Regions from separate parts of the Mus musculus genome. Here regions 2 and 3 are each linked to region 1. The links are chromatin loops, found by intact Hi-C in ENCODE. Cell type or tissue: heart. All regions are shown on one strand.

What was found. Hi-C counts contacts between places; a loop is a spot of excess contacts. Peaks named below come from ENCODE experiments on the same cell type or tissue, not always from the same donor. Only the 100,000 strongest peaks of a DNase experiment are listed, where the experiment ranks them.
Region 2: a loop joins it to region 1, with 4 times the contacts of the local background. A loop is called at or near these places in 9 of 42 quality-filtered maps.
Region 3: it touches region 1 in a loop (5-fold over the local background); 9 of 42 quality-filtered maps call a loop at or near these places.

Annotation. Positions count from the first base shown.
Region 1 is chr17:12,790,660-12,798,659 of GRCm38, forward strand. All of the region lies in intron 1 of Airn (antisense Igf2r RNA), which reads left to right. Among named protein-coding and RNA genes, the nearest start is that of Igf2r, 25 kb to the left of the region's middle. RefSeq lists an enhancer at 1-2,411. In heart, a CTCF peak has its summit at 3,106 (motif pointing right); DNase peaks (open chromatin) are centred at 152, 1,002, 2,032, 3,562 and 2 weaker places; H3K4me3 peaks cover 928 bases; H3K27ac peaks cover 7,870 bases.
Region 2 is chr17:12,714,021-12,722,020 of GRCm38, forward strand. Igf2r (insulin-like growth factor 2 receptor) reads right to left here. Exons shown (of 48, transcript NM_010515.2): 12 at 5,793-5,930; 13 at 4,632-4,775; 14 at 3,253-3,390; 15 at 2,549-2,696; 16 at 1,853-2,027; 17 at 1,358-1,473; 18 at 853-1,021; 19 at 1-120. Among named protein-coding and RNA genes, the nearest start is that of Airn, 23 kb to the right of the region's middle. In heart, a CTCF peak has its summit at 351 (motif pointing right); DNase peaks (open chromatin) are centred at 109 and 4,441; H3K27ac peaks cover 2,103 bases.
Region 3 is chr17:12,734,241-12,742,240 of GRCm38, forward strand. Igf2r (insulin-like growth factor 2 receptor) reads right to left here. Exons shown (of 48, transcript NM_010515.2): 3 at 6,042-6,166; 4 at 5,047-5,145; 5 at 1,727-1,859. Airn (antisense Igf2r RNA) reads left to right here and starts at 7,071. Exons shown (of 3, transcript NR_027773.1): 1 at 7,071-7,184. In heart, CTCF peaks have their summits at 3,786 and 7,150; DNase peaks (open chromatin) are centred at 181, 5,461, 6,311, 7,081 and 1 weaker place; H3K4me3 peaks cover 3,200 bases; H3K27ac peaks cover 6,979 bases.

The sequences.
Region 1 (8,000 bases):
GTGAGCCTATGTACGTGGCAGTGAGCCAAGAAAGCTTCACTTTTGAAAATAGCCAGATATGGTTCCATGTCTATAGCTTGCCAGCCCCTGATCAGATGACGCCCCCCTCCCCAGCCCCCTGCAAATGGAAGAATGTGGAAGACTTTACGGTTGACTGTTCAGTGTCTGTCACACTCCAGCTGATAGTGTAAGCCAAACAAACATGTCCATCCCCCGGGTACACTTAAGCCTGTGTGTGAAAGATGTAAGGAGATGATTACCAGAGCTCCTGGGAAGATAGCATTCATGCTGCCATGGGAAGTTGACCTCTCTCTAACAACAGGCATGGGCAGGAAGCTGACAGGATTAGTAGGGGCTGACACTGCTATCAGCCTTGGGGCACTTTGATCACAAGGCTGGGAGAGAGGAATCTCACTGGACTTTTTTTTTTTTTTTAACCTGAGCTAGGAAATCTTCCATCTCCTCTTTATTAACTTGGAATTGGGTCATCTGTTACTTCAGCTAACGGGATCCCTGGTGGAAACCTCGTTGGAAGAGCTGTTATGAGACCCACTAGGAAAGCATGTGACCGTCGCCTGCTAATTAAAAGGCTTGCCACTGAAATAATCAGCAGGCACATGCCCCTGGCACACGGATTCCAGGGAAATGCAAGCCTTTCATCTCTCTTCCATAGTATCTTTTTTCAGTTGTAAATTCTTGGTTCAGTTTGCTTGAAATTCCCAAGCTACATAAGAAATAACTTAGTAGAAAGAAAAGGAAGAAAACTGTGAGAAAACTACAAGTCTCTCTCTCTGGGCCTCTTCTTTTCTTTTTCCCCTCCCTCTTTCATTTCCTCTCACACACACTGGCCTCTAGCTCACTGGTCTCTTACCTCAGCCTCCTGGGTGCTGGGATTACAGGCCCAAGCCACTACGTCCAAGTTTGACTATCAAATTTCTTCCAGCATAATGTTGGCTCTTTCAAAGATTCTTTTCCCTCTCTCCCATTGTGGATGACATCATGGAAAGAGTGTGTCGGAGCTAGCCAGACAGGAAGCCTGAGAGACAGGCCCAGGCATGTACCTTTATAAAAACACTCTCTCAAGAGCCCAACCAGGGTATCACGGGCCCCACATCCATTCCTTCCTTCCTGAGCGCTACATCCCCCAACCCCTGAGGCCAGGTTCTACCTCCTGTAGATACCATCACATCTTAAAGTCACCATGCTAAGGACTAAACCCCCGACATGTGAATGCTTAAGGAACAAATGGAATCCAAACTCCAAGAGACTGAGGTGGTTTATTAAGCTAAAACAGTTAGACAGGCCAGTATGCCAGATCACTATAACCAGAAAAGTTAGATAGGCCAGTATGCCAGATCACTATAACCAAAAAAGTTAGATAGGCCAGTATGCCAGGTCACTATAACCAGAGCCCTCGCAAGGCTGAGACAGGAGAATGGCTACAAGTCTAAATCCAGCCTGGTCTATATAGCAAGAACCAGGCTAGCTGGAGCTATAACTCATAATAATAATAATAATACATGCTAAGTATAAAGTCAAAATACATAGCCCCACCAAAGAGGTTTAGCAGGAAAAAAAAGCAGTATTTTTTTCTATTTCTTTTCTTTTTTTGTTTTACTCTTTCCATGATGACCTAGATACACAGTGATGGGAATTTTGAAAAGGAAGTAAATCAGTATAATATTTCATAACTTGTATTGCTTGCAACCATCCTATAACCAGGGATGAATTACAAATCACAACTCCAATTCAGTTTGTCCAAATCTACATGGTATCAGCAATCTGTAGCCTGGGGGTTGACAGTCGATGAAACCTTTCAGGGACCAACAATTAGCACCGACAATGCCAAGAAGTTTGAGCCGCTTGCCTAAAACGTAGAATAAGGAAGCGGAGGAGTCTGGAGTCACATCCAGGACTATTGGACTCCAGAGGCGTTTTAGAAAACTCATCTCAGAGCAGAAACCATGAGAAGCAGGAGCCTGCCAGCTGCTCTTGTTTACACAGTTCTGTTGGCTCTGGAACACAGTTCAAGGGTTGGGCAGGGTGTGGCCATCTGGAGAGGCACGTGCTGAACCTTGAACAGGCAAAGTGACAAGGCATCCAGCCTGTGAGACTGCAGGATGAGAGCCAGGATCAGGGCACAGGACCTGTGTCACTAGCCTTGGTCCCCCACAGAGGGGGCCATGCTAGCCTAGGTTCACCCATGTCAGATTAACAACAGAATGGGGGAGGGGGTGGCTCAAGGGAATCCTCTTTCTGATCCACTTTTCTTCCGTCCCACCAGCTCACTCATCCCTTCCTCCATTTTGACACGTTTACAGTTCTTATCTCCATCAGCTGTGTCTCAGGCTTGCCACACAACAGTGTAGACGCTCAGATAAGTCATCCTGGTACCCAGCAAGACCTTGGAAGAACAGTCCTAAGCAGGATGCAAAAGTAAACTTTTCCCCCGTTGGATTGATTCAATCCTGGTATTTTTCTGAAGTAAAAATAAAAACAAAAACAAAACAACAACAACAAAAAAAAAACCAAACCAAAACAAAACAAAAAAAACCTAAACCCTGAATGGCATACCTTGCTATTGTGAGAGTCCGTGGACTTTGTTCATCGCTTCAGGCAGAAAATTCTCTTTTTTTCCATATTGTTCACCATCTTGCCTTTGGGATTTTTTTTTTTTTTTTTTGATAGAGTCTCAAGTAACCTGAACTGGCCTCAAACTTGCTATGTAGTAAGAGGTACCTCGAACCTCTAACCTCCTGTCTCCACTTCCCAAGTGCTGACATTATAGGCATGTACCACCATTCCTGGTTTATGTGGTACATGCAAGCCTGGTCAGCACTCTTCCAATTAAACTTTACCCATAATCCTTATAATACATTCTTCTGGTTGGGTCTACATGAGTTCGGCCTGTCTTCATTCCTCTTAAAAATGATTTCCTCAACAAGCAAGGGTGGAATAGTTCCACCACAACAGACCTATAGACAGTTTCATGGGGGGAAAAGAAAGACAATGTTCTATTGTTTTTTTTTTTTAAAATAACTATTCATTGACTATGTGTGTGAGCCTCTGGGGGGTTATGAGCACCAACCACCTTTGCACAGTGACCATAGAAGCCAGAAGGGGGCTTCAGAGCTCCTGGAAATGGAGTTGCAAGCCACTGAGAGGCACTGCATAGGTCCTGGGAAGCTAATGTGCACACCCTCTACAAAGGCAGCAAGTGTTCGCAGCTGCTGAGCCATCTCTCCATCCCCAAGATTTTTTTTTTTTTTTTTTTTTTGAAATCGCTATGTACTAAATGGTTCCTGCAAGCAGCTATTGCCGATTGCCACTTTGCTCTGCACCTGGGAGCTGCATTTGACTGTTTAAGTGGTTCTGTCCCGGAGCTGCTGAAATGCCCAGTGGAACCACAAGCACTCCTTCAGACTTCCTGTTTCCCAAGAGCAGGCAACAGGGGTGTCGATTACAGCTCGTGCAGGCCTGGGGCAGGGAGGCCCACATGTCCTGTGTGTTTTCTATCTGCAGGCTCCGTACAGATGGTGAGGTTGTTCCCACAGCAAATCTGCCACCAAAGGGGATAGGAAATCTTGGCAGGAAGCTCTCTCAAGCACCAGGGGAGAGTCTCCCAGTGACCTTGGCCTCCACCCAACCCTTTCTCACTACTAAATGAGGAAAGCATCTTGAACAGATTCTGCCAAGACTGATGGGACTTGGGCCTTTCTCAGCGCTGGAATGTTAGGTGAAAGCAAGCAGACACATGTTAACAACTAGACACAAAACAGCTTCGATACTATTCAATCACAACAAGGGAGCCCTCTTCCTGGAGGCTCCTAGCCACGTAGGAGAGAGACCAGCTTTCCTGGGTGTGTTCGCCCGAAGGCATTCGCTTTCTCTGGCAAGATCTTACGGTTAACCAAGATTTCCATGGAGTGAGCAGTCCTTGGCAGAAGAAAAACAGAAGCAAGACCACAAAATATTGAAAAGACTCCTGAGGCTGGCGTGGAGTTAATAATCACTTGTACAAACGGGCGGAACTGGTCTCAATGGGGCCCAGAAGCAATGGATGTAGGGGTATATGATGTGGCATCGCGGGGTTCGCACAGGCAAGGAAAAATATCAGCGGTCTATTCTTTTCCATCTCCGAGGCCACCCTCAGGATAGCTGCTTGATGGTCTTTGCCTCCAGACCAGGCCTCCCCCAGCCACTGGAGATGCCTCAGGAGGTCTGACCCACTTAGAGCTGGAGGTGTAGGGCTGGAGAGATAGCTCAGAAGTTAAGAGCACTGACTGTTCTTCATAAGGTCCTGAGTTCAAATCCCAGCAACCACATGGTGGCTCACAACCATCCATAACGAGATCTGACACTCTCTTCTGGTGTGTCTGAAAACAGCTACAGTGTACTTACATATAATAAATAAATAAGTCTTTTAAAAAAATAAGGAAAAAAAAAGGTAGGTGGTAGACTTCCTAGTGCTCAAAGAGACCAGGGTTTGAGTCTCAGCCCTGGACTTGAGATACATAGACTGCCTGGGAACTCCCTATGGAGCTGGGAACAGTGTTGAAATCCTGATCTCCCTTCCTCTATCTCCTGAGATCCTGTGTGTGTGCCACCATAACTGGGCAAAACTGCTAAGGTGTCCTCAAACAGTCTGTCCCTGTCAGGACACTTCCAGATGAAAAACCTCATCTCAGGTTCACCTCAAGCTACAGGGTTCCAGAGGCATCTGCATCCTTTGAGGTCTGTCCTTGCCTCTGTGCGCTTCTCTTTCCCTTGTGCCTCCTGAACACCATCACAGATCCCCAGTTTGCTGTCAACCTCTCAGTCGACTCTGCTCTACTGAGAGGTTTTTCTGATGTTCCTAGTTACATTTCCAGATTCCTGAAGACAGATAAACAATACCCTGCTGTGGATTAGCGCCTGGCTTAGGCAGAACAGACCCACTCTCTTTCCCAGACGCCCTCCTGTCTCCCTTATTCACTTTCAGTCAATCAGTGTTTTACCACTCATACATTTATTTATCTTGCTGGGGGAGGGGAATGTGCCCACCTGGAGCTTTCGAGTGGAGGCCAGAGGTTACCTCACAGGAACTGGTTCTCTCCGCCCACATCAGGTTTGGTGGTGAGGGCCTTTACCTGCTGAACACTGAATTTTAAAACAAAACTCATCAGAATAATCTTAAATAACCCTTCTCATTAAAGCCACCGGTGTGGGTGGGTGAGTGAATGTGAGTGTGTGTGGGGGTATGGTTATCTGTGTGTGTGTGTGTGTGTGTGTGTGTGTGTGTGTGTGTGTGTGTGTAAACAGACCTGACAATCCTGTGGGATGCGGGAAGAAAACACAAGAGCCAATCATAATAGCTTCCTTTCCACTTGTGCATTAAATTATGTCCAAGTATTTTACAAATACAATACTTTGACTAGGCTGGGCAATGGGACTAGTTCACGTCTCTAATCCCAGCCCTTAGAAGGCAGAGGCAGGCAGATCTGTAAATTCTAAGCCAGCCTGGTCTACAAAGTAAGTTTCTAGGACAGTCAGAGCTACACAGAGAAACTCTGCCTCAAAGAGCTGAAAAAAATTATGTACTATGACTGGGATAGTGGTACTTGATCCAAAAATTTTGTACTGACCCACAGGTTTCTACCTAGAACCCTCCTATGTGCCTCCTTTGGTTTGTCTTTATGACAGGGTCTCATGTGTGCTAGACGGGCCTCCAACTCCTGATTGGCCTGTGTCTATCCCTCACATGCTGAAGTTTCAGGCAGGCCCACCATGCCCTGTTTTCCCAAGAAGGTATAGTGACTCCCTAGAGGGACTCTAGTGCCACCTTTCTCAGTAGATTTTGCCTGATTTCCAAAGTGTCTCAACCCCAGTCCATTGTATCTCTTATTATAACAAATGCATGCTTTGGGCCTTGTAATTTAGATTTGAACTTTTTTTATTTTTAGACAAGTGGCTCTGTCAAGCCAAGGCTGGCCTCAAACTAGTGACCCTCCTGCTTCTGTCTTCCTGTGACTTGGGTTGCAGGAGAGTGCCATGCCACCATTCCTAGTTTAGACGTGTATATAAGTTGCCCTTTTTCAGCATTTTTAGAGCTCCCTGAAAGCAGAGATCATATCTCATTATCTCTGGAAGCCTAACATTGCTCCACACAGCAAACAGACATCAACTGAACGAACATTTGAGGTTATCGCACACAAGAACTGAGACTGATAGTTGTGTTTGTTTTTGAGACCAGGACAGCCTTGACCCATGGTCCTCTTGCCTCCACCTCCTACATGCTGGGGTTATAATGGGTGTGCACCCCCATTCTCAACTTTAAAATTACTCTAAGGGGCTGGAGAGATGGCTTGGTAGATGAGAGCACTGGCTGCTTTTCTAGAGGACCTGAGTTCAATACCCAGCATCCACATGGCAGCTCACAACTGTCTGTAACTCCAGTTCCAGGGGCATCTGACACTCTCTTCCGACTTCCACTCACACCAGGCATACACATGGTGCACAGGCATAAAATATAAGCAAAACACCCATATGAATAAAATTTAAGAAATATGTTTTAAAAAATTGATCTCAGTATAACTTGATTTTTTTTTTGAGACAGGATCTCACTTATAGAGACTAGCTGACCTCAAACATGCCTCTGCCTCCTGAGATGGGATTATGGGTGTCTGCTACCACGTTCTGCTATAATTTGCTGTTTGGATAACATATTCTTCATAGAGTGTAATGGTTATTAATAAAGAATCCTGGAAGGCTGAACTTTTTTCTTTTCAGAAAAGGAAATATCCTGGATAACTTCTAGGTTCCAGTCCACAATAAATAAACAGATAGAAAGATGATATAGATAGGCAGGCAGAATAGGTAGATCGATAGATGAGAGATGAGAGATAGATGATAGATAGATAGATAGATAGATAGATAGATAGATAGATAGATAGATCCTGACAATGTGATTACCACAAGATGGCAGAATAACATTGCAGTCCAACATTCTTGCAGCCCTTTTCCAGACATCATAGGTATCACTAGACATTCCTCTGAGAATAGAAAGTGCCCACAAAGAAATTTTGACAGGAGCTGGTGTGACCTACAGATTATCTGCTCTGTGTCTTGCTGTTCTTTGCAAAAGGTGTTGGACAACAGGCAACACCTACCTCCTGAGCATGTGATGGGGGACTCAGACCCAGCAGGCTGGATCTCTTGCAGAGCAGCAGAATACAGCTGTCCTGGGAGAATCACGTGCTGGAGTGAGACCAGCCTAGAGAACACAGAGAGAAGCTATCTCAAAACAGAAGCATAAAAGAACACAGTCCTGCCTCGGGGTCAGCACTGTGGGCAGCCAGTGCCTTACATGGCTCCTGGTGAACCAGAGGAAGTTAGCTTTGGGGATCATTTCATGAATGAGCCCATGTTTCTCCGCAACCTGCAGGTCCCACAGTGTTTCTTGGGGTGTCCATGTCTGGGACTTAACAAGCAGATAACATCCCCAGAAACCACAAAGGTTAGCTTTAGGTTTTGAGTGTCTGGTCAAAGTACTTTGTTGTGATTTGGGGTGTAGTCTCACTGCATAGCCCAGTGTGACCTTGAACTTCAGCCACGGGGTTAGTGACGTATGCCACCATTGCCACAGGGAGTGCTTTTTAGAAGAATATGTCCTGTGAGGGGCTAAACTTGATGCCTTTACATGTGCTCTTATCACTGATAGAGCCTGCAACAAGGAGATTCCCTGATGGACCTTCGAGCCAGTCCTCTCCAGCTCTTCCCTTGAAGAGAAATGATCAGAGAGGCAAGTGGCCGCTTTCCTGGGGACAGTGGATAAGCACTGTCCCAACTCCACACGATAATATCACTCAGTAGAGACTCACTGGGCTCTTACTCTAAGAACCTACACATTTAATCTTTACAACAACGCTTTGAGTTAAGCAACTTATCATTTGTTTGAGACGGGGCCTGTCTTTGTAGACCAGGCTAGCCCCCAGATCTCCATGTAGCCCAGGCTAAGAAAA
Region 2 (8,000 bases), 77 kb before region 1:
ACTGGTGGTGCAAGCAGAGCCGTTCACATACTCTAAGAGGAGGCTGCCACTCTCCTCCACCACAGGGCCTATCTTTGCAACTCCCAAGTTACTGATGGATACAGTCTCTGCCAAGGAGCCCTGCAACAGAGTGTGGATTTGGCTTCCTTCCTCAGGAAGTCAACTTGCTACTTACAGTAGTTATTGCCAATGAAGCCACAGCTAAGAACTGTGTAAGCAGGCAAACAAAATGCAGAAGCCTTGAGTGGGGGGGAAGCCCTGAGTGGGGGCTGGCTGAACCCCGAAGCTGCTGTTGTGATAGAGAACACACACTCATACACATACAGCCTCAAATGCCTCTGAGGCACCAGAGGGCACCACTAGCATATGCAACAAAAGCAATTGCTCACGTTGTTTTTGCAGAAGTCAACTTCTGGGGTCTGTGTGCAACTTCCAAAGCCCACCACATATAAGGACCACAGGAAAGATGTGAACGCTCTGCCAGTAGATGATAAAGCACTCAGCGCCCAGAGTGGCATTACCACGTGCATCTGGGTCACTTGGAGCAACACTCTCACATGCGACTGACTCCAGGGCACCGGAGGCTCTGAGCTATGGATGTCTGCAGAATCCCGCAGGCACCTGAATTCAGGCCAGCATAACCACTAAGAGCTTTCCCTGCAAAGTACTGGATCAACCATGGCCAGTGCCCGTCTGAACAGATTCAAGTGATGTGTTTCTGTGAAGGAGGCACATCCTCAGAGACTGCACCTGGGCAGGCAGCAGGCCTGTTCTGATCAAGAATTCCAGATCACTATGCCTTCACACACCAGGCCTCAGAGTCGAGAGAAAACATGAGAAAGACACACATACCTCATGATTTTCATATTTCATCTGGCAAGCAGATGCATATCGATCGCAGCCTGGCACAGGATTCAGAGGCCGACACACATTGAGGTAGTATTTCCTCCGTGTAACATGTTCCCGGGAGTTTTCCATAGCATACCAGTTTCCTCCAGAGCCACCTTCAGACTTCACTAGACTAGTTTTCACACAAAAGTATGCTTTTACAAAGGTGAACTAGCTAAAGTCAGCAGTTCATGTTTAGTCACTAGAGAAATGAAGACACTATCAATGGATAATGAATCAAACTATGTGGTGAATGACTCACAGGACATGTCATAACATTTGGACAGTCTGAAGCTCCACATGCAGAGGGCCCTGCCAACACCTTCACCTTACACTGAGTTAGTATTTTAAACAATGAGTGTTTGCTATGACAAAGATCAATTGATACCACAGACTGGTGAGATCAGACCACACCCTGCACCCTGGGGCCACCACAAACCTACTGCCATCGGCTAAAACAAGTGCTCACCTGGAGAGGTCATACTGTTCCATCATGGAGGGGTCTGTCACCATGCACTCCAGGGGTTCTTCTGGGCAGGCATAACTGGTGTACCACCGGAAGTTGTAGGTAGAGTTGTCCTCTTCCTAATCCCAAGACAAGAAGGAGACAGGAAAGGATAGCACAAACAACCTACATCTGTAACATCCCCAAAGACCCACAGCAAAACTGGCCTTAGCTTAACAACAGCACTAGGATGGAGCCTGGCCTGGGGGAAGGGAAATCGCTTCTGCATGTTTTCTAATACAACCAACAGAGCTGTGGACTAGCATTAAGATAAATGGGCCTCTGAATAAACAGCTTAACCAGTAACTACATACTGCCTAGGTACCCTGAAAACTGCAAAAAGGAATGGTTATGTGATAGTTTGGCAAGAAAACCAGACTAATAATAGCTCTGTTCCTACAGAAAGGGTGGGCAACTGGCTCAGGTATGGCCAGGAAAATTTCCCAAGATAATTCCCACCTGATATTCTGGGAAGCCCACTCCAGCGTCACGGTCACAGAGGAAGGTAATCAGTGTGGCTCTCGGTGTGTGCTTTTCATTGTTATAGGGAGTGCCGTTCCTGTAGCTCAGCTGGATCATTCCGTCGTAGTAGGTGAGCTTAGTACTACTCAGCCCCAAGTTCCAAGACTTACCACTAAAATGAACACAGAAATGTCACTCTGGGAGTGAGTGCCATGGGGCAGGAGTTCTGTTCTCTAAGGCTACACAAATAGGGGCAAAAGCAAGGCCAGACCAAGACACTGCAGTCCCTGGGAATCTCATATGTGGCTCTTTTGGCTGTGGAAAGAGAAAAGTCACACACACACACACACACACACACACACACACACAACTTTCTCTCAGTACTCCTGGCCTGTAGTGCAGCTCAATTCATTACAACTAAACCTATTCTATACAGTAAGGAGAACTACATACATAAGTATGCAACAACAGTAAAGCTCAAGTTCCCAGGTGAGCATCAATAAGCCCAGGCCTCTCTCAGCCTAAGGATAAGGCTTGGCCCCTTCTCTGGGGTCCTGCGATTCTTCTGACCAGGTCTTCTCAGTAGTTAGATGCCTGTCAAGCAATGGTGTCCAAGAGAAACCTAACTACCTCTGTACGAAACATTTGCTAGCCCACAATCCCAAAGAGCAAACCCAGAATCAGGTTACTTGCCTTTTCGCTACCTGGCAGGCCCCCGAGTTTGACTGACAAGGATCCATGGATACAGGGCCACAAACATTTATGTAGAAGTCATACTTCTCTGTCTCAACTTTATATGCACCATTCTTCTTCGTGAGGAGTGACAAATCAAAGGAAAACCCTGAGTAACATAAACACAACACAGGTATGTCAGGCCAGTCATGGCACAGGGGACAGCGGACCACGCAAGCTTCTCAGACAGAAACTACTGCCAGAGCAAAACAGCGCTGAAGGAGAAAGGTCACTTTGCCTTTAAGCTACCATTCCTGCAGTGACTATCTCCTACCTGGACACAGGTCCTCGCCGTTGCCCTTTTCCACTGTGTGAGCCCTACAACCCTGTTCAAACCTGTAGCTCCAGGTCTCACAAATGTGGCATAGCCAAGCAACCACACTATGATGGCCTTCTTGTAAACTCCACTATGGAGGGGGTCTGTCCGAGGCCGCATCTAAAAGCCTTTTGAATGACTGTAGGGGGGGAATCCTCCTGTGCTGGAACCAGTAAATCCAGCAGAGCCACAAATTCAAGATGGGCACTGCCGCCGCAGCTCAAGCACACAGCAAGAAGACGCTTGGGGCTCTGTCCAGTGGCATGAACAAAGTTCTGCATCAGGTTACTCCTAACAGCCATGCTAAGTCATGCACACCAGACAACAGAGGCACTGCTTAGGCACAGACCTGCCTGGGCATCAAGGACCGTGCAGTTCTCTCCTTCTGTCTTCGACAGTACACAGGCAGCAGCCGTATGCCACTCAAACTCATAGAAGCAGCCATCAGATCTTGCAGCTCTTAGCACTGGAGCACTTTCTAGATCACCTGTCAACAGGGAAAGGAGGACCGGGGGGGGGCGGGGGGGGAGGAGAAAAACACTCAAACACTTATTTGCCGATTCTAACACCTTTTTCCCTGTTAAAAGTCCTAGGAAAGAGGTGGTTTAAAGAACGGCCGTACAGAGCTGGAGATACAGCTGGCTCATACAGCAGAGTGCTTCGCCAGCACAGCCACATGCTCCATCCCCAGCACTGTCTAACACAGATATGCAGGGCCTGCCTATCTACAATGCCAGTGCTTCAGAAGGTGGAAATGGGGACACAGAAATTCAAGGCCAGCCTCAGCTCTGTGGAATCTTGTCTCAAGAAAGGGGGCCACAGGGAAAGGAGTCTCCTACAATACTGTGTGGCTTTGTGGATAGGAAAGGAGTCTCCCACAATACCATGTGGCTTTGTTGATAGGAGTTGCCTAGAGTGGGCAACTCCACAGACAGGCAAATAGGTAGGTGTCAGATGCAGGGGACAGAACTCTGGGAGTACTATTATTTCCAAGATGGCAGGTTTAAGTGTGGAGAGATGAGAAAGCTCTCTGGATGAACAGCAGTAACAGCCACAAACGCCCAACAGCACTCAGCTACCTATCTGAAACCAGTTAAGACAGTAACATCTATAAGTTTTGTGCTATATATAGTCTACCACAATAAAACAAGAAACAAAACATTCCTAGCTTGTGTCCTTTTCCCACAGCTGCGAATTTATACAAAGGAAACTTTACGGGGTGGGTGTAGAGAGGATATGGAACATCTAAATTCCCAGCAGTAAAATGCTTTAAAATAGTAAAACTATGCCATGTCAACAAGGAAATCCCTAGAAATCATAAACAGAACTGTGGAGTGTGGAACACAGCATCCTGGGAACACTGAAATACACGCACAAATGCAGAAACTCAAGAGGGGAGGGACAGCCACGGGTGAGATGCTGCAATCAAGAAAATATTTCTAAGCCGTTTATGATCCCCCCGTGGAGGAAACTCAGCACTCCACACCCCTGATCTTCTGACAGTCCTTATGAACAGGATGTCATGCAGAGACTCACGACTCCTTTGGAGTGTGTCAGCACAACTCTCTGTGGAGAGCATATGGTTTCTCCATTTCTAGGCTGAAATCCAAACGACTTGATTCCCATCACCAGAGACTAGTACTAGCAGTGCTCAGCACCGCCCTTGCTCCCAGCTCTACTACAGAAATGATGGAAAATGTGGGTATGTCTCTTCTTCTGTGACATTACCTGGTTTGCACACAAGTGTGATGTTAGTTGATATTTTCTTATCACTGCCACAGTCATCACCATCAGTGTAAGAGAGCTGTATGTGTCCTTTCTCTTTTGTAGGAGAAGAGACAAATTTTCCAAGGTTTTTACTCCCATTCTTATCTGGGGGAAAAAAAAGAAGGTGGAGTAGAAAATTCTCATCATGTAAACATTTGAAAGTATACCAAGACTCAGCCGAATGCCAGCGGGTCACCAGGACCTTCTTTCAGCCCACCTAACCTGACTGTGATGGAAACCAATTTTCTTAAAAGAAAAAATTTATCAATCACATCGAGGCCACCTCCTGCCATGCTGAAAATGATACATGGGATTCCCCCAAAGGCATCTGAAGGACAGGGTTGTGTGGGCACCATCATTATCTGTAAAAGACACTATTCCGCATCTAGAGCCTCAGCTGCCCTTAAACGTGGGCAGCTGAGGAGCACGGCCCAAGTCACAAGCTTTACTCATGACCAAGCAGAAACTCACACCTGTGTGGCACTCACCCCACTGTGGCACCCCACACTGAATTCTGAAGATGTCTATGCCTGAGCCCTTAGTAAGACAAAAACAGACCTCAGTCACTCTGAGATGCGTCTCTAGTTCTGAATGCCAGGGTAATCCCCAAAATCCAACCAAGCCTCACTAATCTCTCGTCCATATTTGTAACAGATTCTCCTTACCCTCCTCCTGGCATCACACCACACACCGAACCTCAGTGTCTCTAAGACGAACACCTCTATGTGACATACAAGACCAACAATGACAGCAAGAACAACACTCGGACATGCTGCTCCACTGAATGCACCAGCAGGTATCCTGCTTCCCCTAAGTGTCTGACCAGGGGCTGTGGAAAACTCAAAGTTAGTTTTACTAGTACTGACAGTATTATTATTCTTCAAATGTCTACAAAATGAAGATAGATCGTGGAGCATTTTCCAACATGGTTCTTTCTGCCTAGTAACGCCTCTGCCAGTATCAGGACTTCAGTGGCTTTGACACTGAAACTTTAAAACGCTTTATCGTCCTTAGTATTTATGCAAGGCAGGAGACATAAGCAAACCACATTTTATGTCTCCCCCAGGGAAGCAGTGGGAATCTGCACACCTTAGAGAGAGGGTCCCTACTGACGTCACTCACCCACAGCGCACACAGCAGCATCTTCAGGACAGTTCCTGGCCTTCCCCTCCTGCAGCACCCGGTGACAGACGTTGATGAAGAAATACTTTTCTGATTCTGCCTGGCTGCCATCCACTGCTTCCCAATTCTGTTCTGATTCTGCAATCAAACCCAAAGTCCTTTAAGCCAAAGGCAGTAACATTTTCTTGCAGTCCTATCTTAAAACAGCGACTAAGCCAAGGTCAGACAATCTCTAGTACTCCACAGACAGTCATGGCGTCTCCACTTCCTCACTGACTGTGTCAGGAACAGACCATTCCCCACAATGTTTTCTGAACTACATGAGAAAGTCAGTTGCTGTCCTGAGCCTAGTGAAGGGGCACAGGTCACATGCTAAGCTTCAGATCCCACAAGGGCCTGTGCAGCTAAGAGAGTGTCTACCTCTTCTACACAGGATGACTGGGAGCAGGGTGGAAGGTCTGGCTCACAGAAGGTAAGGATGGATCCTAATGGGTAGAGAGTGAGTGGGTGGAGTGAGTGAGTGTGTGTGAGTGTGTGTGTGTGTGTGTGTGTGTGTGTGTTTGTGTCAAGGGAACCACCACTGGGTATTAAGGGTATCTATCAGGCAAAGAAAAGAGTAGTCATGAGAATGTGCCTATCACTTCAGACACTGCCCTGAAGGACACCCAGAGCTGGCACACATTCTTGTCTGAAATGATCCTTTGGGAAGTTGGTAACCAGAAGTAAAATCCCACAGCTTGCCAATGTTTTTGGAGAGCTAGGTTCTCAAGTCCACACAGAGCCTGCAGACACACTCTGAGAGACAGCATGTGTGCCCAAGTTTCCCCAAAAGCACTGGGCATTGGCTGGAGGGGGTGTGTGCTGCAATCTCCAGGGTGGGACTTTCGGAACATTCAGCTCACAGCATCTTCTGGGCTCTCTGGATGCAAATGCTACAGAAACACTCCAGATTCCTCAAAAGCCAGACTATAGCATAGTCTGCTAAGGGCATTAATGTGCCTCTGTATCACCTCTCAAGATCCCAGTTTATGTCTTGTAACACAGACACTTAAAACTTAAAAAACAAAAAGTGTTTCTCTCTCTGCTTCCTAATGGGAGTTGCAATGTGATCAGCCATTTGCACTCCTTATTGCCAGGCCTTCCTCGCTGTGATAGACTATATCCCTTCTTAAACTGGAAGTAATGCACCCCCTTTTACTTTAAAAACAAAACACAACAAAATCAAAAAACAGAAAATGCTGTGTTGCTGTGTACAACTCAGCTACACACATGAGCTGAAGGGAGGAGCGGTGCTCACTAGAGTCCTCCCACCATGGTCCTGCTCTTTTCTAGGGACTAGAGAGCTTTCTAAAGTCCACATTGGCTAGAGCTACACATGTCTTGGCAGAGTTCTAGTTCAGAGATTAGAACGTCTTCCACATTGTAGAAACCCAACCTTTCATTAGCACACATACACAAGATTCAGTCCCAGCTTCCTGAAGCTATTTTAACTCCTACAGAAATTTCCTGTGTTTCTACAGTTTCCAGGATGCTTAACTCGTAAACCATAAAGATGTCTTACTGTTAAAGCAATCAGCTAACACAAATCATTTACTGTGGACCCTGATCTTAAACCGGACATACAGGAGATATTCCTCCAACAGTACTTTTCAGATAAGCCTCCAAAGACAATAGAACAGACAGTTACAACTGGTACTGATGCAAGTCACTCTGTCTTAGGGGATGTAAGGCTCCTATAAGCCTACTCTCATCTACCTCATTGATTTTCGGCAAGATGCCACTCATTTCTGAGGTGTAGCATGTGGGCTCTCAGTGGTAGTCAGTTACCCAGCACCTTCAACATAACACAGGCTCTGCCAGTTTCTGCAATGAACCTTGTCACTGACACACTGATTCACCATGTCATCCATGCTGGACAACCCTCCCAGGACTATAGATCAGAGGCATGCTGACCCGCTTTCAGTGGCAGTAAAGAGGCAGCCATATGAAAGGACAGAAGCTCCACCAACCTCCTCAGTCACTACCCAAAAAAGTTGCTGGAGAAACTGTCTCTAAGCACAGTGCACAATACCTGTCATAGCAGGTCCTGGACATTCTAACTGAACCAGTAAGGTGAGCCAAGACAACTCAACTAGAAAAAGTGAGGTTCAGATGCAAGTAGTTCACCTCCTAACTAGTGTTCCTTATATTTTGTACTGTGGCTAGACG
Region 3 (8,000 bases), 56 kb before region 1:
ACGGGTTAAAACACTCCTATGTCAATGGAAAGAAACCACAGATAGGTCTGGGCTGCTGACATCCTACAGGATGACTTCCTCCCTCCCTCCCTTCCCCATCTCTGCCTCCCCCACCAGACACTTCACTCCCGCTCCAGATGCTTGCTCCTCCCAGCCCAAAGCTCCAGGAAACTTGAGAACAATTAAGGCTGTACGACTGAACCACTAAAGTGGCATCAGGCCAGAGTCTTAAACACCACTGCACATCCCCAGGACTCAAAATCCACCTCAGCCACAGTAGGAACGGTACCGTGCCTCCTGCCAGCCTCCGAAAACTCAGATCTAGCCGCCTGCTTCCACACACAGCAATGGTCACTCGAGGCTACTGCACCCACGGACCTTAATAGCAGAGAGACTGCCTGGACCCCAGAGGAGGAGGAGAGGCAAGTACCACCCCCTCAAGACAGGAAATACCAGTCACGGGTCAGACGTGAATACATGGCAGCAGGAGCACCTTCAAAGTTAGCTTGGGCCTCTGAGCAGTTTCCTGGGGCTGAAGAATGCGCAGTGGGGACACACAACCCTCCTTAAAGACCATAAAGGCTGATTTCTCCCAAACTGCCAGAAAATTGGGGAGGAGGGGTCTAAAATAAGAATTAAAATAAGCCTCCGAAGGATTTGCTTTTAAGGAACAGAAATGTATTTTCCTAATCAAATTTAAGGACTAGAAATCTCAGTGTTTTCCAAATTGAAACAGTGCACTGTTGCAGAAGTTTATAACCAAACTTAAGTTGCTGTAACCCTGCATGAGAAACCTGAAATTACCACTTGTCACTGGCAGTTCTGGGTAGAGTGTAATTATTATTTTTTTAGCTATTAATTAGAATATACAAGTAAGATGGAATGTGTATGTATACAATATAAAGAACTATAAATCGGCCCTATTCCTACCACCCACTAAGTATCATATACTGAACTGGCTTATACTCCTGCAAATTTTTCCTAAGCCCAACATCTCATATATACAGAGAGAGAAAGTAAGATTGAAACATAAGAAATGTATGCCCTCTTTACTTCTTTCTTTTTAAAATTTCCTTACTTGGCAGTATAATTTCTTTATGGCGTGATCACAGCTAACACAGCAGAAAGAGCAGTCCTGATCTACAGGGCTCCCAGTATTGAACCCACAAGGGAAGCACAAAAACTAGTGAGGTTAGCAGGTAATAAATAAATACATAGTAAAACTGTACCCCTCTTCTAAGATAGAGACCTTCATTTACAGCCTCTGTCTATCAAAGAGAGATATGCTGGCCTCTCGCATAGTTCTACGGAGAACACCAGAGGGGTTATCCCACCCCAAGCACACACCACAACCACACTCTTAGAGTCTTTGTCATCCCTCAGCCCTTTTACCCACTCTCCAACTTAAAGCCAGAAGGTTTGGGTAAACACAGCAAATTGAAACAAAGCTCACCATGGAGCCCCAAATCCCAGAGTGTCTGGTAGAGGAAATGTCAAACAGAAGGTTTTCAGATAATCTGGCAGAGAAAACCTCCATCAATAGCTTGAGTAGAATTTGTATTTGGTGGAAGGAAAGGATCAGATTTGCTGAGGGAGACAAACGAAGCTCTCCAGAGAACACTTTCAGGACAATAGCGTTCTCAGAGATCTAATGAGGATGTGCATGTCAAAGGGGTCAGGGCAGGCACTGACCACACCCCACCCTTCTTCCTAAACCAACTCTTACCTATGTCTCTACACACGTTGATGAACAGAGACGTGTCAGGATCAGAATCATCTACCAGATAGCCACCATTTAGCTTGATCAGTGGGTTTAAATCATGCTTCTGTAACTTGTCATCAAATGCATAGCATGGTACCTGAGGAAGCAGAGAAGAAGTGAGACACTTCCTTCACCCCATGGGGCTGATAGATCTCAAACTTGTGATGAACATACAGAACAGTGATTTCTGTCCCTTATATATAGAATAAACATGGTTCTGTCAGACATGGTAGTGCAAGCCTTTAATCCCAGCACTCAAGAGTCAAAGATAGGAGGAGCTCTGTAAGTTCAAGGCCAACCTAGTTTACACAGCAAGTTCCCAGGCCAGCCAGGGCTACAAAGTGAATGAGACCCTGTCTCAAAAAACAGTTCAGCCCTCTGTACCATTCCCAAGGTCTCTCTCCCCTTCTTAAGGCTTATGTCTGCAAGTACCTCCTCCCATCTACATCCCTCTTCTTTCCCAGTCCTAGACCACTTCCTGCAGCTACAAACATCCACTGACTTACAAGGATCTTTTCTAGTTCCTGGCTCTCCCTCAGCTACCTTCCCATCTCTGTAGCTTAGAGAAAAACTCCTGAACCACCCCTGTCCTTTGTCTCCTCTTGCTAACACTGTTATATCTGGGTACCTGCCCTTCACCACAGCAAAACCATACCTGACAGCTGACTTTGCCTGTTACCAGATCAGAACGCCATGTCCTAGGCTTCCCTGATCTCAGAACCACAGCCTCAATAAAGCCCTTCATCCCCCTTTACTTTGGATTCCTGGCCAGAGATACCTGGTTTCCTGCTGCCTCAAATGCATCCTGGAAACACCCCACCACCCTTCTGATTCTAAATGCAGAGGTGGTTCCGGTAGGAAGGCCCCTGCCATACAAGCCTGGAGACCTGAATTTAAAGGGTAGAAGGTGAGAACCAACTCCAGTGTCCTCTGATCTCTACATGTGCACCATGACACATGCAACCACACATATCGTGTACATTCAATAAACAAAATTCAAAATAATAATAATAATAATAATAATAATAATAATAATAATAATAATAATACAGAAGTGCTCCCAAATTTACACCTGATCCTACTGTCCTGTTCCAGGAGTCATCCCTGGCTGTCCTTTGCCTGGCTCAAATACCTGCCAGATGACCCACATCTGAAGGATCTACTGCTCTTACCACACCACCAACATTGCTGCCTGGACACAGAAATCATTTCAAAATACTAAAGTATGTTTACAGTTTTCTCCCAACAGCATGCTCTCCTTCATCTCAGTCAGTGATGGGGGGAGGGTCACCAAGTGACCTGGGTCAAAACCATGACATCTAACTTCAGCCCCCATTCAAAGGGTGGCTAGTTCTGTCAGTCCTTCATGTCCTCACTTCTTGTCACCTCCACCTGAGTCACCACCTTTGTCCAAACTACCAGAATCCAACAGTCGCCACAGGTCCCACAATTCCAGCTTTGATCCCCTTCCTCGCCCATTACATCATCACAATTACATGATGAATCTTTCAAAAACCAGAGCATACATTGCCTGCTTTAAAAGGTCCTTACTATGCAGGAAGTAAAAATCCAAACTCCACAGGGCTGCCAGCCTCCTCCACACAGCCAAATAGCCTCCCTGACACACACTAGAGGTGGAGTAACCTGTGACAGCCAGGAGCAGGCAGAGAACTCCAGTTAAATACCAAATTCCTTGAAAAATGGTGGCAAAAAGGTTTTCTATTTGGGCTGCAGTCAAGAGCAACCAAGGCACGGATAATTCCTGAACTCAGAAGAAGAGACAGAATCCTGCAAACTTGAGGACAGCTTATGCTATGTAATGACTCCCAGACAATTTCAAAAACGCCAGAAAGAACAGCAAACCCAAGTACTCCAAATCCCACAATTCAGTGTCACCACCAAAAGCAAGAACACACAGAAACATTCACTCAGAAGGCAACAAGCTATCTGCTATGAGGATGGAAAACAAGCAGCTGCCCTCCAGCCAGGAGGAAGGAAGCCAGTAGCAGAAGCAACAAGGTGGCAGTGTAGAGAATGGAAGGCAGGGAAAACTGTCCCCAGGAACTGTGACAGAGTTCTACTCAACAGGCATTCCAGGCCCCTGGCTGAGAAGAGAGGAGAGCTGTAAACTTCAGAGCACAGCCAGGCACAGTGACTCATACGTGCAATCCCAGCACTCAGGAGGCAGAGTATCTTAGTTACTTTTCTCAGTTTTGAAGCAACTTAAGGAAGGAGGGATTTATTTGGTTCTGGATTTCAGAACAAGGCTCCTCATGGTAGAAAACAGGAGTGGGAAGTCACTGTCACATTTAATCTACAAGGAAGTGCAAGGCAGAAGGATGCTAGTCTCAGCTCACTTCTGTTTTCCACGCACTCCAGGACCCCGGCCCATAGCGTGCTGCCACCCACACTACATCAATTAATCTACTCTAGAAACCCTGACACATACCCATAAGGTTTATTTCCATGGTAATTCTAGATCTATCAAGTAAACCATCATGATTTAATCATACCATGAAGGCAGAAAGATTACAATTCTGAGGTCATTCTTAGCCACATACCAAGTCTGGGGCTACCTAGGTTACATGAGACTCTGACAATGAAAACTGGAAGAAAGGGGCTGGAGAGATGGCTCAGTGGTTAAGAGCACTGACTGCTCTTCCTAAGGTCCTGATTTCAAATCCCAGCAACCATATGATGGCTCACAACCATCTGTAACAAGATCTGACGCCCTCTTCTGGGGTGTCTGAAGAAAGCTACAGTGTACTTACATATAATAAATAAATTTTATAAAAAAGAAAAGAAAAGAAACTGGCAGAGAACGAATCATCCAAGTGAGATGTTTCATGGGTAGGGAGCAGGTACAGAGGAAGATGAAGCAGTCAGGTTCCTGAGGGCCCAAGGGGTGCAGGGCAAACCCTAAAGCCAAAACAGACTGCGCTGTGCTGTGCTGTGTGCACCAGAAGCTGGCCTAGACGTTTTTAACAATTAAATCTCGTGGTACCTCTGTGCAAATGGAACCTCACATCCACAGAAACAAACTCTCACCTCAAGAGACTGTAATAAGTCATTTAAATCTTTCCATCGCAAAGTCACAACCTTCTTTGTAAGAGGTTGTTTTAATTTTCTATCTTTTTTTCTTTTATTGAAAAATAGATTTTTATTTTCAGGACACATTCTGATTATGGTTTCCCTCTCTCACCTCCTCCCCAGCAGAATCCACACCCTGACTTTCAAGCTCTCCAGAGTAGATTTCATGACCAAATAGTCTCAAACCCCATTACCTCCTTATCAGCTTTAAATATGTCTTTCTTGCAGGCTGCAGTAGTCCTCCATTCAAAGTAATGCACACAGTCTGTGGCAGTTACAAATTCAGGAGTTCCCTATTAAAAAAAAAAAAAAAAAAAGAATGTTAACACACCACTCAGTAATACAAGTTTGTTTTTAAACCTGAAACATTGTAAAATCTCCTGAAAATAAGGGTGCAACAAGAGGAAACATAACTGCCTTACTTCAACAAGTTCACCAAGAATATCCGCCCAAACAGAAAAGTAAGTTGGGAGATGAGAGTCTCCAGACATCCTGTCTAACTGACTGCCCAGCTGCCCCAATTCCACAAGCAGAGTAAACTCATGGGAAATTATCCTTCGCCTTCTTCTCAAGAGCCAAATGGTCTCTGAACCAAAAAACAGCAAAATCAGGGCCAGAAAGTATGACTTCATCCATCCTGTAAGGAGGTCCCCGAGGAGCCCACGAGCAGCAGAGCCTGGGCAGAGGCACCAGATCCCACCCCAGACAGCCCCTTCTGGCAACCAGACCAGTTAACTCTAGTTAACCCCTGCAGAGCAACAGTTAACTTCTACCTTCCCCAGCCCATGAGAAAGACCAAGGTGTTCACCTCCAAGTCCTGTTTCTCCTACAGTAAACACCAAGCTCTTAAGAACAATCAACAGAAGTAAATCAGCAGCTAGCTTGCTCTGCAACATGACCTCCATGGTTCATGCTGCCACAAACAGACTTTAAGATCTCAATTTGCACAATAGTGTGGTTATAGGTTGGTCTAAAATTAACATTCATCCTAACTCAAGTTTCACTCCAATTCTCACCATCTTTAAGACACATTTAGTTGGTGGTTCTGGGTGGTAGTGACGTGATGTGAATATAAATTGGGGGGAGGGGGAAATTGACCATTTAGTCCTCCAGGATCAGAATTCCTGTAACAAGAACACCAGAAGGGGAAAATGTTCTTAACAAAGAGCTTGAAGAGGGCCCCACTCACCAGGGTCTTCCCACACAGAAATGTAATGCTAGTCTGGATTCTGTGCTGTGAATCTGAAGGCTGGCAGCCCATAGTGGTGTTGAATTCCAGGAGTGATCTGGCTGAACTTCTCAAAAGTGAGTCACCTGTTTGGAGAGGATAAGAATGAACACACAATGAACAAACATAAAAGCACGTAGGCTCTTTTCTCACAGATAAGCACTAGGCAAGCCAGGAATGTTAAACACGCAGGGTTGTCTCTTCAAAGGGAGAGTAGATAACCTGTTTCCAGCCCAGGAGGCTGGGGGCAGGGGTGGTTAATAGCCTGGTGACCTCTGTGCTATTTCTGTAAGGCCAGGCCACAGCAGCTGCCCCAGACCCCTCCCATGAGCCTGCTTCCCCCAGACTCCTCCCATGAGCCTACTTCCTTAATCTATAGAATCTATCTATACAGAAGACTCACTTGAACCTCACAAAAGAATCAATGTAGTCATAAGTAAAGATTTATTGAACACATGGGATGGAGTTAATTAAAACCAGAGAACTTTTTTTTAATTGTGCTTTGCTTAAATGTGCCTAAAATAAACTGTAAGTCTCAAATTTTGAACCAATACTGGCAACTGAGTTGTGTGGAAGAGAACTGCCTGTTTATGTCCTGTAAAACTATGCTTTTGGTGGCTTGGTGGTCAGGAAAACCTTCACAGGAGTGGCACTGCATACTCTGCATCCAAGCAATGGAAAGACTAAGAGAAGTGTATCTCTCTCGGGGTTCAAGACAAGCAAGGACTACTCAATTAGACAACAGCTTTTAAAAAGAAGAAGAAGAAACATAACCGTAATATCTGTTATTCAAGTCTGCTTGAAATATCTGGTCTCTCTGGTGTTCCTCTAAATCTTTCTGACCTGCTCAGCAGGCAATTTATAGAAACACTTCCAGGACTGTAAGGCCATCTAAAACACAGGCTCCAGGCTGGAGCAAGAGGAGGAGCCAAAGCCTGGTGAGGTTGGGCTGAGCAGGGGGGATTAAGTGACACAGTTGGGGCGGAACTTAATAATCTCCACCCCCTGCCGAGGCTTCAACATTATATCTATCCCTCCTTGCTCTAGCGGGCAGCAAGAAGCACAGCACCGCCAGTTACCACGCAGACATCCTGGGGAACTGAGGTAAGCTAGGGTTCCCCGCGTGAAGCGCGGCAATGCGAGGGGAGGATTCTGCAGATGAGGGTAGGATTCCGTTGCAAGGGGAGGATTCCACGCGTTAGAGGATTCCGCAAAGGAAGGGTTCCACAGGAGGGAAGGGCTCTACGCGAGGTGAGGGTTCCACTGATCCGGCAGCTCGAGGGCTCCGACCAAGAGTTCCAGGCCGCTCAAAGGTTCCCCTACGCGAGATTCAGCGCTAGGGTGAAGATTTCTGGGCTACAAGAAAACTCAGCACTAGGGTGCCCCACTGCTCACCAGTGTTCTGAACTACACGAGGGCCGATAGGGCCGGTAGAAAGCCGAAAGCCGCGCTGCCGCCATGCCGCGTCAGCAAGAGGAGAAGGGAGGGGGGCGTCCAGCGCGGGCCGACTGCTGCACTGGGGGGGGGGGGGGTTTACGGGCGATCTAGAGCACGAGGGTGCCACGCTGCGCAAGGGGAGCAGGGGTTCGCGCTAGGGCACCACGCTGCTGGAGAGTTGGGGGGGGGGGTGGAGATCGGAGGATTTCTACACGACCTGATCCGCGGTTTGCGGGGCAGGGGGAAGGTTCGGTGGGTTCCGCGGCACTGCGCGAGCCAGGGTGCTGGCGTGTGCGCTGCCCCCCCCCCCCCCCCCCGTTCAGAGGATTTTAGCACAACTCCAATTGTGCTGCGATTCTGGTTGTGCCGAGTTGCGAGAGAGGCTAAGGGTGAAAAGCTGCACAAGGAGGGGATTCGGAGGGTTTAGAGGGTTCCGCGGCACTGCGCCGCAGTGCTGCCCGAGGGTTCGGAGCAATTCCGGTT